2 separate regions of the Homo sapiens genome follow, and region 1 is linked to region 2. A link is a contact called in ENCODE Hi-C or POLR2A ChIA-PET data. All regions are on one chromosome and are shown on one strand. Each heading gives the region's core, a stretch centred on a gene start or an enhancer-like site at or near the end of the contact. The rest is flanking DNA. Distances are from core to core; before and after follow the strand shown. Region 1 overlaps MBNL1 (muscleblind like splicing regulator 1). Region 2 overlaps MBNL1 (muscleblind like splicing regulator 1).

Region 1 (3,220 bases), core at 42-2,541, 93 kb before region 2:
CACAGACCCTAATTAGAAACAAAATAAAGGTATTCTAATATACCTATGCAAATTTAAAGTTTTAACTTATTCATATAACAGTTTTCAGCTTGTCAGTGACCTGATATCAATGGATTTGAAAATGATTTTACCTTTAAGTACCAAGAATTCTTAGGGACATGTGTGTGTGTGTGTATTCAGATTAAAGATTCCATGCTAATATACTAATTTTTTGGCAAGAAAATTAAGCACCTGTATTTCAGTTTAATAGTACTGTGGTAAATGAAATATATTAAACATGCAGATTCTGTTACATTCACCTAATATTAATTTGAATTTTTAATATTCTAGGCACTGTGCTAGATATTGAATACATAATGGTAAACATAAACAGATAGTAAACAGTTATAAAATTTAGACATCTCTCAATTTTCAAATTGGCCATTGCAGAAATAGTGACATTTTATTAGGTTTTGTTGCCACAAGATTTTCAATAATTAAAAAAAAATTATTTATAGATGCCAGTAAATATTTATTTTACAGCATCTAGATGCCAGTAAATATTTATTTTACAGCATCTACCAATGTTAGATTTACTATGCACGAAGGAAGGATTTTATTTTCATGTAAAGAAAAATGCCATTTTATGCTTAGAATCAATGCTTTACAATTAAACAAGAGAAATAGCATCACAAAATAATACGGGAAGAGAAAACTCATTTTGAGTAGCAGCAAAATATTGTGAGTTTAAAAGGTCAGGCCAGTACAGGAGGCTCCAGTTTTGCCACTCACTATGCAGAATGCTGTGACAGCCAGGGCTGATACAGCTGAAAATATCTGCAGCTTTGGAAGCCTTGTAAGTTTCAGAAGGTCATTTTGGCATCATGATAGGAGCACAGATTCACATGGAAGGTCAAACTGGACAGCCAGGCAGGAAGATAGGTTGCTGAACCCAGTGCTTGTAGATTTTAGAGCAATCACCAACTGCAGTAACTGAGTTTTTTAATTCAATGCAGCCATCTTTCATTGTAATGTTTATTGGGGAATGAGCTTTACTTGGTGGGGAAATTATAAATTACCTTCTCTCTTCTGAAACCTAAGTGTTGCATCTACAACTTTCCCTGGTATCAAGACAAATGTTACTTTAATTTTATTTACGTGTGATATATACCCCATCAAGCTTACAAAAGTAAAGTGCACATCAGATAGGACTGTTGTTGTTGTTGGTGGTGGTGTTTTTAATCAATTAGAAGGCAAAGAAATGAAACAAGTACTTATGATGAAATTGAGCACTAAATTTATCTCTCAGCTTCCTGGCAACTGAAGCAGAAGCTTTAGGAAGTGAAAAAGTCCTGAGTTTATTTAATAAGATTTCTTCAGATCCCATACACTGTCTTATTCTTAGCCCTTTGGGTGTTTAGTTAAATATACTGACTCTGCCCTTGGGTGAAGTCTTGAATGGGTGAATTCCAATTACTAAAAAAGTGAAGGCTGAATTCTTTAGCCTGCCTTTAAGGCCCTTACTGATTTGGCTTCAGCCCAAAGTTCCAGGGTCATCTTCTGCCAGCCCCATTACATACAGGTGTTCCATACAGACCAGTTCTTCCAGTGTTGATATGCAGTGCTTTCCCACATCCCTGCCATTACTGTCTGGATTTCTACAGTTTGGATTTCTACTCCTTTTTGTCTCTAACCAAATGAAACTTGTCCTTCCAGACCAACCTTCCATTTCTTATCCCTTTTGAAACTAACCTTGACCTCTCTCTTTAACTTACCAAGCTTTCTTGTTACCTCTACTGTGTACTTCTCGCTTCCTTTTTTATATATAGTTATTTGTGTGTTAGTTTTATACCTTTAATTAAACATCAAATTCTTAAAGGCTGGATCCAAGTATTCTCGCTATATCTAGGCTACATATAAAAGGTGGTCAATACACAGTTAATATAATCAATACACATATTTTATGTGTATTATATATTGTTAATGAATATATTCATTTAATAAAGTTACTGTTGAATGTATTTGAATTTCTTGAAGGAAAACATTTCTTTTCCTAGGATAGTAGGGAACAAAGAAAGAAAACCTAAAAAAAGAAGCACAATTAGAGAAACACACTCCTGTAATTTTTCTCAAAGGAAATATTTTGAGACAGCAGAACCAAGATTATAATTTTTTTTAATTGTTTTGACTTTGGGTTTTCTTTTTATAAGTCAGCTTAATATTTGTGATTTCTCTGTGCCAAAAAGTAACCAATATTAATAGAGAACAGCTTTAGTACATGTAAAAGAAAAAAATCCTTTATGTCATTTCAAACCCTCAGTGCTTTCTTTCTGACAGATTTTTAATGGTTTTATCAGCTGTTAATTAGGTTGGTGCAAAAGTAATTGCAGTTTTAAAAAAAGATCGCAAAAACTGAAATTACTTTTGCACCACCCTGATAAAAAATTGGCCTGACTATATTGCTTTGAAATGTTTCAGACAGTATTCTGTCTCCTTCATTGCTCTTCAGATACTGTTTTAGCAGTTTATCTAGATCAGTCTTACTGTGTGCATAGTCAGCATACATCAGTTTTATACTTTTAAAGCGGCATTGCATTTTACCTACGTGGAAGTTTTCTGCAGACATATTTTAAGCTTCTCTAAGAAAAGCTCTGAAGAAAATGTAGGCTCCTGTTGCTCGGAGGGCTGATGAATAAATTTAAAAAAATCATGCTCAAAGACCACTTCCTTGACAATTAATCTTTCAAAATCAGCTACGGAGTATCTAGAACTTCATAATCTATTCAAAATTGATTAACAATCTTAATTGAGAAGACATTTGTATCTGAAGTGTAGAATTTTCTTGTCTCCAGGTATACATTATTAATGTTTAGTGTCTACCCCATGGACATAAAAGAGCAATAGCATCCGTTCTCAGCTCTGTAAAAGAGACCATCTTATCTTCTCTAGAATCAATATTCAGGGGTTTCTCCTTCACTTACACACACCTCACTCTGAGCTAACCACAAGCAATGCAGTAGTGGTACCTCCAATAAATCCCACTCACCCCCTATCTCTCTCCCTTCTTTTGGCTTCTGTTGTATATATTAGTAGTCATTGTCATTTCTACCAAGTTTGGTATTAAATTGCTAGCATGTATCGTGTATCGTGAATGAAGTTTTACATTTGAAATCAGAAGAGCTGATTTGGAGTTCTGGTTCTTCCATTTATTTAGCATAGGGATTTTAATGGGTCAGTCACT
Region 2 (3,488 bases), core at 319-2,818:
CCCAAAAGAAATTTTTTTCCTCAAGTAAAGCATTGGCACTAAAAGGCTCCTCTTGACAATCTGTTTATAGCTATTCTCACAATTAAGTGTGGAGAATTAGATTAATTCCATTGAAATCATAAATGCACTGCAATCTGTAGATTATCAGTTAGTTTAGATAAACACCACTGATTACTGTTGAATTATGCATACAAATATTTATAGCATCTTGTATAAGGTACTTGTAAAAATAAATAATGATTATAATAATAAAGATTTAGATCTGGGTGTGGTGGCTCATGCCTGTAATCCCAGCACTTTGGGAGGCCAAGTGGGGAGGATCACTTGAGGCCAGAGTTCAAGACCAGCCTGAGCAACATAGTGATTGGTATTAGGTCTTCTTCACATGTTTGGTAAAAATTCAGCAATGAAACCAGTAAGCCCCAGGCTATTCTTCTCAATATCTACAAACAAAACAAAAAAGTTAGCCAGGTCTTCGATGTGTGCCTGTAGTCCTAGCTACTTGGGAGTCTGAGGTGGGGGGATTGCTTAAGCCCTGGAGGTTGAGGCTGCAGTGAGTCGTGATTGCTCTGCTACACTCCAGCCGGGGTGATGGAGCCAAGACCTTGTCTCAAAAAAAAAAAAAGACTGAGTACTTAAATTTCTATATCTTTTTCCATCTTGAAAGGAATATTTTCCAACTGGTTTAATACTGTTGTTTAATAAGAATAAGATATATCCTTAAATTAAACAACAGTATTAACCAGATTTTGAGATGCAATGTTAGCCACATTTATTTCCCTTTAGCCTTCAGAAAAATCTAAGTTTAGATACCAATTCTTTGTTTCCTGGATAAATTTCTCCATTTTTCTTTATATATTTCTGCTCAGAACTCATACTGTCAGGCCGGTATCATACCCATGGTATCTTATATTCCAACTATAAGATGCATGAATATATTAATAAGTTTTTAGTTTTAAGTGTAGTATGACATACTTTACAAAAGTTTTCAAGTTCAGAAATAGTTTCTATTTATGATAGAAATATTTAAAATGTAAGATTTTTTTCTTGAGAAAAGACTATATTTTGTTAACTTTTTCGGATTATACAAGTATTTGACTCAGATGTCTCAGAAAAGTCTCACATATTATCTCGAGGAAACATACATTGAATTATGCTTTAATTGTTTATCTCCATTGTTTTAATCTTTTGTCTAATACAGTGATATAGTTTTCTCTTCATAGTTAGACTCTCTTAAAAAAGAAGCTCTTGAGAGTGTAGTTATGTGTGGTTCATCCGTAAAATAAGAAGCTGTTTTAGAAGTAAAATGTGATGTTTATGGTGGACAAGACTTGCTGACTAATGGTTGTTGGAAATTTTCCATTTGTCAGATTGTTATGTAGATGATCATATATTAAATATAGCTAAGAGGAGAGCAAAAGCCCAAGGAATCTAAAGAACATTTTTTTTTGGCTAATAGTATGTTTTTAGGAATAAGAGCTGCTGTAAAGAATGCAGAAGCCTCATGTCATTAGCTGCACGTCCATCTCCTAGCAGATGAGCTGAGGGGTGCCACGCACTCTCTCTATATATATACGCACACACACACGTGCATGCGCACACACACACATACACACACACATACATATATATCTCTTCTTGGGGAAAATGGGTCTCGCTGCTTCACCTGAAGTCTGCATGCTTTTTGTTCCCTATTTTTTGCTAGTTTCATTTCCTCACTTCCTCTTTTCCCTTTTGTTCCCTTTTCCCCGTACTTCCCCTAGACTTAAAATGTTACATGAAGTTGAGTTTGTGGCTAGTGATTTACATGCGAACTTGTTGTTTTAAAACAAAGCCCCAAAACTGTGGCAGTGAGGATAATACAGCAAAAACAGTGAGGCTATTCCAAGTAGTTGAAAGATTTTCATTGTGAGTGAGAAGCCATTAATGATGGTTGTGGTTGTTCCTTTTTTCAAAGGTTTTCTCATTTTTGATAAGATGATATTTTACTACATTTAATAGAATTATGCTTAGATAAGATGCTTTTTTCATTGAATTGGCCTGGTCCTTGTTTTTATGTGGGCCTTTGAATCTGGGTTGATTTGAAACTACCTACTGCTGTCCTCTATACTGTCTGCAGAGACCTGAACCTGTAGATCATATAGAAGTCGTGTAATAGCTAGGACCCATCAGGTGGTTATAGAACCGAAATTAAATTCAAGCCCCAACACCTCCACTCGTCAGCCATAGACCGTTAGTAAATTAACCTGTTAATTTATATTGTATTATCTCTTATTTGGGGACAATAAAAGGCCTATTGAATAGAATTTTAGGGTCTAATACATGTGAAGCTCTTAGAACTGTGTATAGTACACATTATATAGCAAGAAATGTTTGTTGTCATTATGTGTTCAAAGGCAAATTGTTGATGGAATTGAAACCTATATTGTGACACACATTAACATATTTGGAGGCCACATTCATGTTTCAGAATCTTTGGTATTGTTTAAAATTATTTAACATTGAGTAAATTAACTGACTTCTACAGTGACCTAAATTTGATCTATGATCAGATCTATCATGTTAATCTATTGTTTCATAATAGGTTGAGCTATCAAATGATGGACACAAGGATAAGGTATAGGAAATCTTCGCTTACTGTCTTCCGTGGATTCTTGGAAACTATGACTTGACATGAAATGGAGTATAACAAAACCAATTGTTTTTCTCATTAGTGTTATAACTAAATGACCTTGAAGGAAACGATATTATTTGAGGACCTGCTGTATATTGTTTTATGTAAAGTAACAGTTTCTAAGAACCTATTGGTGATGTTAAGTGAGGACTAACTATATTAAGAATGTTTCAGGCCATGTGGGATGGCTCATTCCTGTAATCCCTGTGCTTTGAGAAGCCAAGGCAGGAAGATTGCTTGAGGCCAGGAGATCGAGACCAGCCTGGGCAACATAGCAAGACCTCATCTCTACAAAAACAAAACAAAACAAAAAAACAATTCACTAGGTGTGTTTTCTAGCTACTTGGGAGGCTGAGGTGGGAGGATCACTTGAGCCTAGGAATTAGAGGCTGAAATGAGGCACAATTTCACCACTGCACTCCAGCCTGAGTGATAAAGCAAGACTCTATGTCTATTTTTTTTAAAAATTAATGTATGTTCTAGCTACTCAAGAGAGATATAGTAATGTACTTTTTAAAAATATTTCTATTTTGCATGATAGCTCCTACCAAGAAACGGGTACAATATAATGCAACAACATGTTTTTAATGCTACCTCTCTATATTTATTTAGGTAGGTAATAGTATATTTCTACCTGGTATTTATGTAATAGCTAGACAGCTTTTTGCAAAAATCTTTTTAAATGTACTTATATCATTACTTTTTCCTTTGAAAGATTTTCTCTTTGAAATCTTCCAAGGCTTTTTACAATTCCAATAATATCAAGAAATCATACCCAAGATACTATTTTGCATCATTATTGAAACAGGAGTTT

Evidence for each region. Hi-C counts contacts between places; a loop is a spot of excess contacts on that map. ChIA-PET counts read pairs that join two places held with the same protein, here RNA polymerase II (POLR2A). Pooled maps may share reads with other maps.
Region 1: a map with no recorded cell type shows a loop between it and region 2 (3-fold over the local background). The contact joins two enhancer-like sites. A Hi-C loop is called at or near these places in 7 of 168 maps with a recorded cell type or tissue (CD4-positive, alpha-beta T cell, Calu3, HepG2 and 4 more), 15 of 37 single-sample maps with no recorded cell type and 6 of 50 pooled maps. POLR2A ChIA-PET finds 5 or more read pairs at or near these places in 9 of 52 experiments (AG04449, Caco-2, GM12878 and 6 more).

Annotation. Positions count from the first base shown.
Region 1 is chr3:152,282,186-152,285,405 of GRCh38, forward strand. All of the region lies in intron 1 of MBNL1 (muscleblind like splicing regulator 1), which reads left to right. Among named protein-coding and RNA genes, the nearest start is that of MBNL1-AS1, 14 kb to the left of the region's middle. Within about 2 kb of position 1,292, at least 4 of the 41 ENCODE cell types and tissues checked have a DNase peak (open chromatin) inside an H3K27ac peak, as active enhancers do.
Region 2 is chr3:152,375,208-152,378,695 of GRCh38, forward strand. The region is part of intron 2 of MBNL1 (muscleblind like splicing regulator 1); the gene reads left to right. Among named protein-coding and RNA genes, the nearest start is that of MBNL1-AS1, 110 kb to the left of the region's middle. Within about 2 kb of position 1,569, at least 14 of the 41 ENCODE cell types and tissues checked have a DNase peak (open chromatin) inside an H3K27ac peak, as active enhancers do.